Linked DNA regions of Homo sapiens: region 1 is linked to region 2. A link is an interaction called in ENCODE POLR2A ChIA-PET data of the cell type or tissue named here. Cell type or tissue: MCF 10A. All regions are shown on one strand.

The links. ChIA-PET counts read pairs that join two places held together with the same protein. Peaks named below come from ENCODE experiments on the same cell type or tissue, not always from the same donor. Only the 100,000 strongest peaks of a DNase experiment are listed, where the experiment ranks them.
Region 1: POLR2A ChIA-PET joins it to region 2 with 5 read pairs; 2 of 35 experiments call an interaction of 5 or more read pairs at or near these places.

The regions. Positions count from the first base shown.
Region 1 is chr1:92,522,261-92,527,260 of GRCh38, forward strand. All of the region lies in intron 19 of EVI5 (ecotropic viral integration site 5), which reads right to left. Among named protein-coding and RNA genes, the nearest start is that of GFI1, 38 kb to the left of the region's middle. In MCF 10A, no CTCF peak of the experiment used is centred here; a DNase peak (open chromatin) is centred at 2,891.
Region 2 is chr1:92,694,252-92,699,251 of GRCh38, forward strand. It overlaps EVI5 (ecotropic viral integration site 5), which reads right to left. Exons shown (of 20, transcript NM_001350197.2): 6 at 3,609-3,734; 7 at 1,059-1,202; 8 at 48-137. Among named protein-coding and RNA genes, the nearest start is that of EVI5, 88 kb to the right of the region's middle. In MCF 10A, no CTCF peak of the experiment used is centred here; no DNase peak of the experiment used is centred here.

The sequences.
Region 1 (5,000 bases), 170 kb before region 2:
ATACAGCATGAGTTTTAACACTGAACTTTGAACACAGAACTTTGATTTCTATGTTTAAGCTGTCCTCCAGAAAGGTGGCTAAGAATTTATACCTTTGCCAGGCGTGGTGGCTCGTGCCTGTAATCTCAGCACTTTGGGAGGCCAAGGCAGAAGGATCACAAGGTCAGGAGCTTGAGACCAGCCTGGCCAACATGGTGAAACCCCATCTCTACTAAAAATACAAAAATCAGCCGGGTGTGGTGGCAGGCACCTGTAATCCCAGCTACGCGGGAGGCTGAGGCAGAACTGCTTGAACCTGGGAGGCGGGGGTTCACTAGCCGAGATCACGCCACAGCACTCCAGCCTGGGTGACAGAGCAAGACTCCATCTCCAAAAAAAAAAAAAAAAAAAAGAATTTACACCCTCAACAACACTGTAAAGTTCTGGTTTCCCTACAACTTTGCATCACTTTTTTGCTTTTTCATTTTTGTCAGTTAGGTAAGTAAAAAGTTTAAAACATTCATTCATTCATTTATGAGACAGGGTCTCCCACTGTCACCTAGGCTAGAGTGCAAGGACACAATCACAGCTCACCGCATCTTTGAACTCCTGGGCTCAAGTGATCCTCCTGCCTCAGGCTCCTGAGTAGCTAGGAATACAGGAACACTCCACCACACTAACTAGTATTTATTTTATTTCTGTAGAGATGAGGTTTCACTCGGTTGCCCAGGCTGGTCTTTAACTACTAGCCTCAAGCAATTCCCTCACCTCAGCCTTCCAAGGTGGTGGGATTACCGTCATGAGCCACTGAACTTAGCCTGTGACTAACTTTTTTTGTAGAAGCAAGGTCTATGCTCCCTAGGCTGGTCTTGAACTCCTGGCCTCAAGCAATCCTCCTGCCTCAGACTCCCAGAGTGCTGAAATTATAGATGTGAGCCACGGTGCCTGGCCTTTAACTTTTTATTATGGAATATTTTTTTAAAAATACAGTGAATAATTTAGTGAACCCCCATGTTGTCATCACCTAGCTCTAACAATCATTAAAATATGCACTTTGTTTCCATGTTAACATCCCCCCTTCACCCTCACCCTGGCAACCATGGACTATTTAATTGGAAGCAAATGAAAAAGGATTTTTAAATAACAACCTTGGCCTGTTGAAATAGTTATATTTCAACATTTTAAAAAATTTATTAATATATTTTTTAAAAAATATATTACATAATCAAATTCAGTCCTTCAGATTATTTTATCTTCAAATACGGGTATATAAAGTAAGTAAAAACAAGTTTATGTTACAATCTTTGTTTCTTTCTAATGAATGTCTTCTAGTTTCTGTAACATTTAAAAATAATGTATTTTAGGTATTCATTAGATTTGCTATCTTCCAAATAACATCAGCAAAGAGTCACAACTACCAGAGAGACATTCTCACTGGCTATTCAACTCAGCGAGCTGCTCTGGAGTCCTTACTTCTGTGAGAATATTAGAGATGTTAAGAGTACCCTTCTGACTTGCTAATTCTCTACACCAGTAATTTGGTATGTATAATTACTGCTTGGGTGACTGGACATGGTGACTTACGCTTGTAATCCCAGCACTTTGGGAGGCCGAGGCTGGTGGATCACTTGAGGTCAGAAGTTCGAGACCAGCCTGGCCAACATGGTGAAACCCTGACTCTACTAAAAATATAAAAATTAGCTGGGTGTAGTGGTGCATGCCTGTAGTCCCAGCTTAGTCCCAGCTACTTGGGAGGCTGAGGCAGCAGGATTGCTTGAACTTGGGAGGTGGAGGTTGCAGTGAGCCGAGATAGCGCCACTGCACTCCAGCCTGGGTGACAGAGCAAGACTCCATCTAAAAAAAAATAAAAGAAAAAAAAAAAAGAAACTGCCTGGGTTTATTATTTAAAAAAAAAAAAAAAAGATTCTTGAGCCCTACTCTTGAACATATGAATTCAGCAGGACAGGCCCAGGAGTTTGTATTTTAAACAAGTACTCCAGGTGATTCTGAAGACGGTGGTCCATACACTGCTCTAAAGGAACTGGATTTGGGAATTGACTATATTAGACCATGTTAAGAAAATCTGATAAGGGTAAATAAATTTAGATGTAAAGATTCCTTGTTAATTTATCACTTCCATTTTCACACTGTCCACTGTCATATTTTTAAAATACTCTGGCCTAAATGTGGCCACACAACCAACCAGAGCAGGGAAAAATCAAAATGAAAATAAACATGAGGCTAGTAAATATTACCTTTAAGATATGACCTATTCTTTGGGGTTTACAGACACCTTCACCATCTAGTTTCAAGTCTAGGCCCATTAAGGTGTTTTGTGGGATTCATCACTGAAGCGCACCACCCAATTTTAGACATCTCAACAATCACAGTCTACACTTGAGAGAACATGTGTGTTTGGGTGAAACAGCATCAGAACCTTTTCTTTTCTTCTTCCTACTAAGTGTCAATCTTCAAGTTTTATTCCAAGGATCAGCTTCATATCCAGGTGACAAGCCATATTCTTTAAGGAATAACATGTCTACCCTTAGGAATATAGTCTTAGTTTACAGACACTGATAGATTAACTACTTTTTTTTTTTTTTTTTTAGACAAAGTCTCACTGTGTTCCAGGCTGGAGTGCAGTGGCGTGATCTCAGTTTACTGTAAGCTCTCTGCCTCCCAGACTCAAGCAATTCTCCTGCCTCAGCCTCCTCAGTAGCTGGGATTATAGGTGCCCACCACCACACCCAGCTAATTTTTGTATTTTTGGTAGAGACAGGGTTTCACCATGTAGGCCAGGCTGCTCTCGAACTCCTGATCTCAAGTGATCTGCCCGCCTTGGTCTCCCAAAGTGCTGGGATTACACGCAGGAATCACTGGCGCCCAGCCAGATTAAGTATTTTTTAATACAACTCAACAGCCATAGGAGAGACACATACATCGGGGTGTGCGTGTGTGGTAGGTTGCAAGGGACATTTTGTTATAATAAGATATGAGTCAGTTCAGAATCAGTGCCAATGACAATGCCTTTTTTTTTTTTTTTTTTTTGAGACAGAGTCTCAATCTGTTGCCCAGGCTGGAGTGCAGTGGCACAATCTTGGCTGACTCCAACCTCTGCCTCCTGGGTTCAGGCAATTCTCCTGCTCAGCCTCCCGAGTAGCTGGGATTACAGGCCTACGTCACCATACTTGGCTAATTTTTGTATTTTTAGTAAAGATGGGGTTTTGCCATATTGGCTAGGCTGGCCTTGAACTTCTGGACTCAAGTGATTCACCTGTCTTGGCCTCCCAAAGTGCTGGGATTACAGGGGTGAGCCACTGCACCCGGCCAACAATGCTATTTTGATAAAATCCCACTAATGTATCTTGATGTTTGTTGACTAGGTTAGTAATTTTAGGTTGACTTTTGGAATATTCTTATAATAATTTGTTTGAAATTTGTGGAATAAAAATGATTAGGTACCACTGCCAACATTTTAAAAAACATTCTTCATGATTAGCTCATCGGACGCTGGTACTATTATTATACCATCAGTTTACTGCTTCTTTCGGACCCAGGCTCTCATTAGAACAGTAGGAAAGTTTTGCTGTAATTATGTTCCCATTTTATTTATTTTTACTTTTTTCTTAGACCAGATATCCATACCAACCCAGTTTTAGATAGGTCTCAGAAGATTATCTCTATGGAAACCCAGGAGCTTTAATATAAACGTATACACACACAAACATACAAATGAAATATATGTTTCTTAAGGGCAGGCCCTTTCCAAGACTTTGAGTAGGGTTCTGGCTTCTAGAACAATGGAATCTGTACCTATTATTGTTTTTGTTTTTTTTTGAGATGGGGTCTCCCTGTGTCATCCAGGTTGGAGTGCAGTGGCACTATCACAGCTCACTGCAGCCTCCACCTCCCTGGCTCAAGTGAGCCTTCTGCCTCAGCCTTCTGAGCAGCTGAGATCACAGACATGTGCCACCACGCCCAGCTAATTTTTAAATTATTTGTAGAGATGAGGTCTTGATATGTTGCCCAGGCTGGTCTTGAACTCCTGGGCTCAGGTGATCCTTCCACCTCAGCCTCCCAAAGTGTAGGGATTACAGGCATAAGCCGCCGTGCCCAGCCACCAATTATTCTTTCTAGCTAGAAATTATCACATGGTGTCACATCTGAAAAGCCTAATTAGATACAGAAAGCATGTGCTTAAAATATGGAGGCAAGAGAGCATGGTAGGTCTGAAGAGCTGTTAAGCAGTTTAATGAAGAGCTGTTAAGCAGTTTAATATTAGTGTATGAGGGTGTTTGGGTTAGGGGGAGTGACATGGAGGAACCTTAAATGCATATTGCAAAGCAAAAGAAGCTTATCTGAAAAAGGCCAGATAGTGTATGATTATGACTACATGACATTCTGGAAAAGGAAAAATTATGGAGACAGTAAGCAGTGGTTGCAGGAGTTCAGGAAGGAGAAGAGGGATGAACAGGTGGAACACAGGGGATTGTTAGGCAGTGCAACCATTTTGTATTCTACTGTAATGGTGGATACATGTCATTATACACTTGTCAAAACATATAGAATGTACAACACAAAGAATGAACCCTAATGTAAACTATGGACTTCAGTTAATAATAATGTGTCAATGTTGGCTCATCAATTGTAACTTATGTATTAAGCTACTGCAGGATGTCAATTACAGGAGAAAGGCAGAAGGTGTTGAAGGGGCATACGGTAACTCTCTTAATTTTCCACTTAATTTTTAATTATTCTGTAACTCTGACTGTCCCCCAAGATGAAGTCTACTGATTAAGATGTTCAGTGTTTTTTTCCTATGGCCATAACGCTCTAATAGCAAAACCGCTTGAGAAAAGTTTGAGGCTATGTGTGTTTCAAGAATGTATTTAGGGCCAGGTGCGGTGGCTCATGCTTGTAATCCCAGCAGTTTGGGAGGTGGAGGCAGGTGGATCACTTGAAGTCAGGAGTTCAAGACCAGCCTGGCCAAAGTGGTGAAATGCTGTCTTTACTAAAAACAC
Region 2 (5,000 bases):
TAAACTCTGTCTCAAAAAAAAAAAAAGAAAATAAATTATGAACTTACCTGTAACATCCCTTCCATGTCAAGTTGCATCAGTTCTGCCTGATTCATCTGAAGAAGTGCTAATCCTACACGAAACACTATTTCTAAACCCTGAGGAAACAAATTAAATAAATCCAAATTTATGTTACTCTTCCATCAACAAAAACGAGTCATTTGAAATAATACTAAGGTAAACATTTAGGGATCTAAACTAGGGGCTGGCAAACATTTTCTGTCAAGAGTCAGAAAGCAAGTATTTTAGGTTTGGTGGGCTATATTGTCTGTCAAAATTACTCAGTTCTGCCACTACAACCCTAAAGCAGACATACACGACATATAAATAAATGGGCAGGGTTGTGTTCTAGGAAAACTTTATAAAAAACAGGTGTGGAAGAATGGATTTCGCACAAAAATCTGTCCATCTGATTGGTACATGAATCACAGCTGACCAACTGTGATCTGAACTAATTTAGATAGGTAATACAAATTGATTTTCCCAAGATGTAATTAATAACAACATTGAGTTCACAGACTAGAAAACAAAGGATTACCTCTATGTGCTACTGACAAAAGGACAACAACCTGCAATGTGTTCATAGAAGAAACATGCTTATTACTTCTTACTCTTTGGATGACAGATGCATTTCAACAATATTAACTGTAAGACAAATTTTACCTCTCACTAACTTTCACTGTATGAGTTAGGAGGTGATAAAGAGGTATGATTAACAGTGTAGGCTCCAAACTGCCTATGTTTGAATCCTGGTTACAACACCACTTATGTATTGTGTGTCCATAGACAAGCTACTTAACCTTTCTCTAAGTCTCAACTTCCTCATCTATCATCTAACAAATGCAATAAAAACAGTATCTACCTGATAGGGTTATTATAAGGTTTAAATGAGATTATCCATGTAAGCAGTTTTGCATGGGACACATGGCTTTCCTTCATTGCTCTCCTCATTGCCCTGCTCTCACTAACTCAGTGACCCCTTTGCTCAGCTCCTGCTCTTTGTCTGCCCATTAGCTTACCTCAGACATAAAGATATCAAATATCCTTGTTGCAATTGGTAGTGGAAAAGTTGTAAGAAAGATAGTCAGAAACCAGGATGATGCATACATTGAGGTATGAAAACTCTGAGATTGAAAATGTACAAAGAGCTCTGGAAGATGCTCCTAAAGAGAAGAAAATAATTAGTTATAACACAGTAAAACTGAGTATTTTAAATTAGATTATATTTATACTAGATTAGCCTATACCAAACACAGATTAGATCAAGCATCATATGGAAAAGGTAAGACATAGACATTGAAACATCTGGGACAGTGGCTAGTATCTAGGAAAGAAAGAAGGGGGAAAGAATGTGAAGTTGGAATTTTGAGTATAACATTTAATTTATTAATAAAAAGAAACTGAATAAAAGTTTTATATTTGTTTAATCCTGTTGGTGGATACAAGAGTGACTGACATTTTCTATACTCTTCTATCAACTATAATATTTTAAAAAGACGTTTAAAAAGAAAATAAATGGTATGTTAAAATACTTTCAGGCACTATCTACCACTGATCACCCATTCTTACCTTCCTAAAGAATAGGAAAAATATTCAAAATACAGATGTTTCAGCAACTCTAGTAATTCAAAACATAAATGAGACTTTTTTTTTTTTTTGAGATGGGGTCTCACTCTGTCACCCAGGCTAGGGTACAGTGGTGTGATCTTGGCTCACTGCAACCTCTGCCTCCCAAGCTCAAGCAATCCTCCCATCTCAGCCTCCCAGGCAGCTGGTACTACAGGTGCACACCACCATGCCCAGCCAATTTTTTTTATTTTTAGTAGAGGCAAGGTTTTGCCATGTTGCCCAGGCTGGTCTCAAACTCCTGGGCTCAAGTGACCTGTCCACCTCAGCCTCCTAAAGTGCTGGGATTACAAACATGGGCCACTGCGTCCAGCCATAAATGACACATTAATTGAAAATATAACATTAAGAGAGTTTAAGGCTGCTAAAAACAAGCTTACTATTTCAGAAAAGAATTAATTAAGAATCATCTCAAGTCCAGGCACAGTGGCTCATGCCTGTAATCCCAGCACTTTGGGAGGCTGAGATAGGAAGATCACTTGAGCTCAGGAGTTCAACACCAACCTGGACAACAGAGTGAAACCCTGTCTCTACAAAAATTAAAAAATAAAAAATCAAAATAGATAAAAAACTATTCAGGTGCAGTGGTATACACCTGTAGTTTCAGCTATCCAGGAGGCTGAGGGAGGAGGATGGCTTGAACCCAGGAGGTCAAGGCGGCAGTGAACTGTGATTGTGTCATTGTACTTCAGCCTGGACAACAGAGCTAGATAGACTCTGTCTCAGGAAAAAAAAAAAAATCATCTCAAAACCTATTCTGGCTTTTTCTTTAAAATATATAAAAACAAAAAATATGTACCCCATAATGTACAACTATTGTATGTCAATTAAAAAATTAGCCAGGCACAGCGGTGGCTCACGCCTGTGATCCCAGCACTTTGGAAGGCCAAGGCGGGCGGTTCATGAGGTCAGGAGATCGAGACCATCCTGGCTAACATGGTGAAACCCCATCTCTACTAAAAAAATACAAAAAATTAGCTGGGCGTGGTGGCAGGCACCTGTAGTCCCAGCTACTTGGGAGACTGAGGCAGGAGAATGGCATGAACCCAGGAGGCGGAGCTTGCAGTGAGCCGACACCACGCCACTGCACTCCAGCCTGGGCCACAGAGCGAGACTCCATCTCAAAAATAAATAAATGAATAAATAAAAAATAAAATATAAGAACATTTTACATATCCCCTTGCTCCCACCACAGATGGGAAAAACTGGAGTTTATAAGGCTGCCAGGAGAGAGGAAACTAATAAAAATGGCTCTCATGCCAGCTGATTCATTCACCTATTTTCTTAAATTCTGCTCATTTAATTGAAATTGAAATTGAAATAAATGAAAATATTTACATTATAGCAAACTTAAATATATAAAATATAAAAATTAAATCCAGAAAGGTAAAATACTTCAAAGGTATTTTTCCCTTGATTTTGATTCTGCTCCTATTCTCTCCACCTTCATACAGTCACTAGATAACTTGAGTCTTAAACTAGCAACATAAGAAAACATTACAGGAAAAAAAATTACGGGCTAGCAAAAAATAAAAATAAAATAAAAGTAAAAAGGCAGAGGAGAGGACTCAAAGAGACAGTCTCCAAGTAAATGGACTGATGTCAGTGTAATATCATAAAGCTCCTGTAAGAGAGCTTAGACTACGTAACAATAATAGGATATAATAAGGAAATTCATGTGCTTAGGTAAGGGGTGTATAGTACATTTGGCAGAAATGCTTAAGGATTGAATATGAAAACTGGAGTCAAGTCCTAGACTGTGATCTACCTAATTTGAAGGGTCAAATTGTACATTAACCAACCAAAAAACAATCATGTAATTAAAACACTTACTTCTTCAAGTGCTTTAATGCTTTTAACATTAAATTTGCTTAGTTGGCACTCAGAACAAGATATAAAAAATATAAAGGCAATATGCCTTTTTATCAACACTGCACTTTTACCTGTATCATACATTCAAACTGGTACATACAAAGGCCCAATTCTGCCATACTTGGTTTAAAAAGTTCACGAAGTCTATAATCTTGCATTAATTTAACAAATACACAGAAAGCTTCTTCTTCTGGCATCTACATTGGAAGAAAAAAAAACAACATAGGTTAATGTTCTCTGATACACAAATAAACCAATGATATTTAAACTAAGTACACAGCCAACCACAAACATTGTTTGAGTGGCTGTGTGCTGCAATGTTAAGAGCAATGAGGTAAGAATCAGAAAGTTCTAGTCTCCCATTCTATCACCAAGAATGAGAAGTTAAACAAATCTTACAACCTCTGAAACCAACTGCCTCAACTTGCCTCATTCATTAATTCAACCCAAAATACTGATTTACAGCCAGATACTTTTCTCTCTCTGGGTATACACCAGTGAACAAAATAAACACAATCTCTATTCTCAAGGAACCTGAATTTCTAATGGAGGGAGACAGACAAGACATGGAATAAATCAACTAATATATATGTCAGATGGTGATGGATGCTACAGAAATAAAATAAAGTAGGGAATGCTGGGGAGACACACGGCTATTGATATAGATCAGGAAAGGTCCCCTGATACGGTAACAGTTAAGCAGAATCCTGAAGAAAGCAAGGGAGCATTTGAGGAAAGAACAGTTCCAGAAGACCAAAGAGTACAAAGGTCCTAAAATGGAATCACACTTGGCATGCTCAAGAAACAGCAAATAGAGAACTACTAAATTAGAATACTATGAGTGAAGGTTACATCATGGAGGAGAAATAACAGGGAACCAAAATGCAGAGGACTGTAGAGGCCACTGTAAGGATTTCGACTTTTACCTTAAGTGAGAGAGAGGGATTTTTGAGGATTCTGAGCAAAAAATCATATGACATGGTACAAGTATTAAAAGGACATATAAATTAAGTTTTCACATTATCTGAAATTGGGGTTTAAAGGTACCAATTTCACATTTTATGTGTAAATCACTAGGAAATCATATCAAATAAGATAATGAATGTGAAAGCTCTGTAAAGAGCTACAAAGATATTCAGAATACTTAGGCAAATAACTATCCAAATTGTTAAACCATCTTTCTCAAAATAATAAAATTTGCTAATTCTCATTCATTCCCGTTATACCAGTGTGTTTCAAAAGAGAACATCCCAAAGGATCTCCAGGCCTTCTTCTTACTGAAGACTGCTGCTAATAACAAGACATTTTTCCTGGCCTTGACACAGCCACGGACAGGGGGCCAAGAGTCACTCTTGGCAAAACCTGCACTTCTTCCTTCCTCTCAACACAGATGGCCACAATTCTACTTAGGAGACTATCTCTATTAATTCTATCAAGCCCCACAGCCCCACTGAATTATGTCA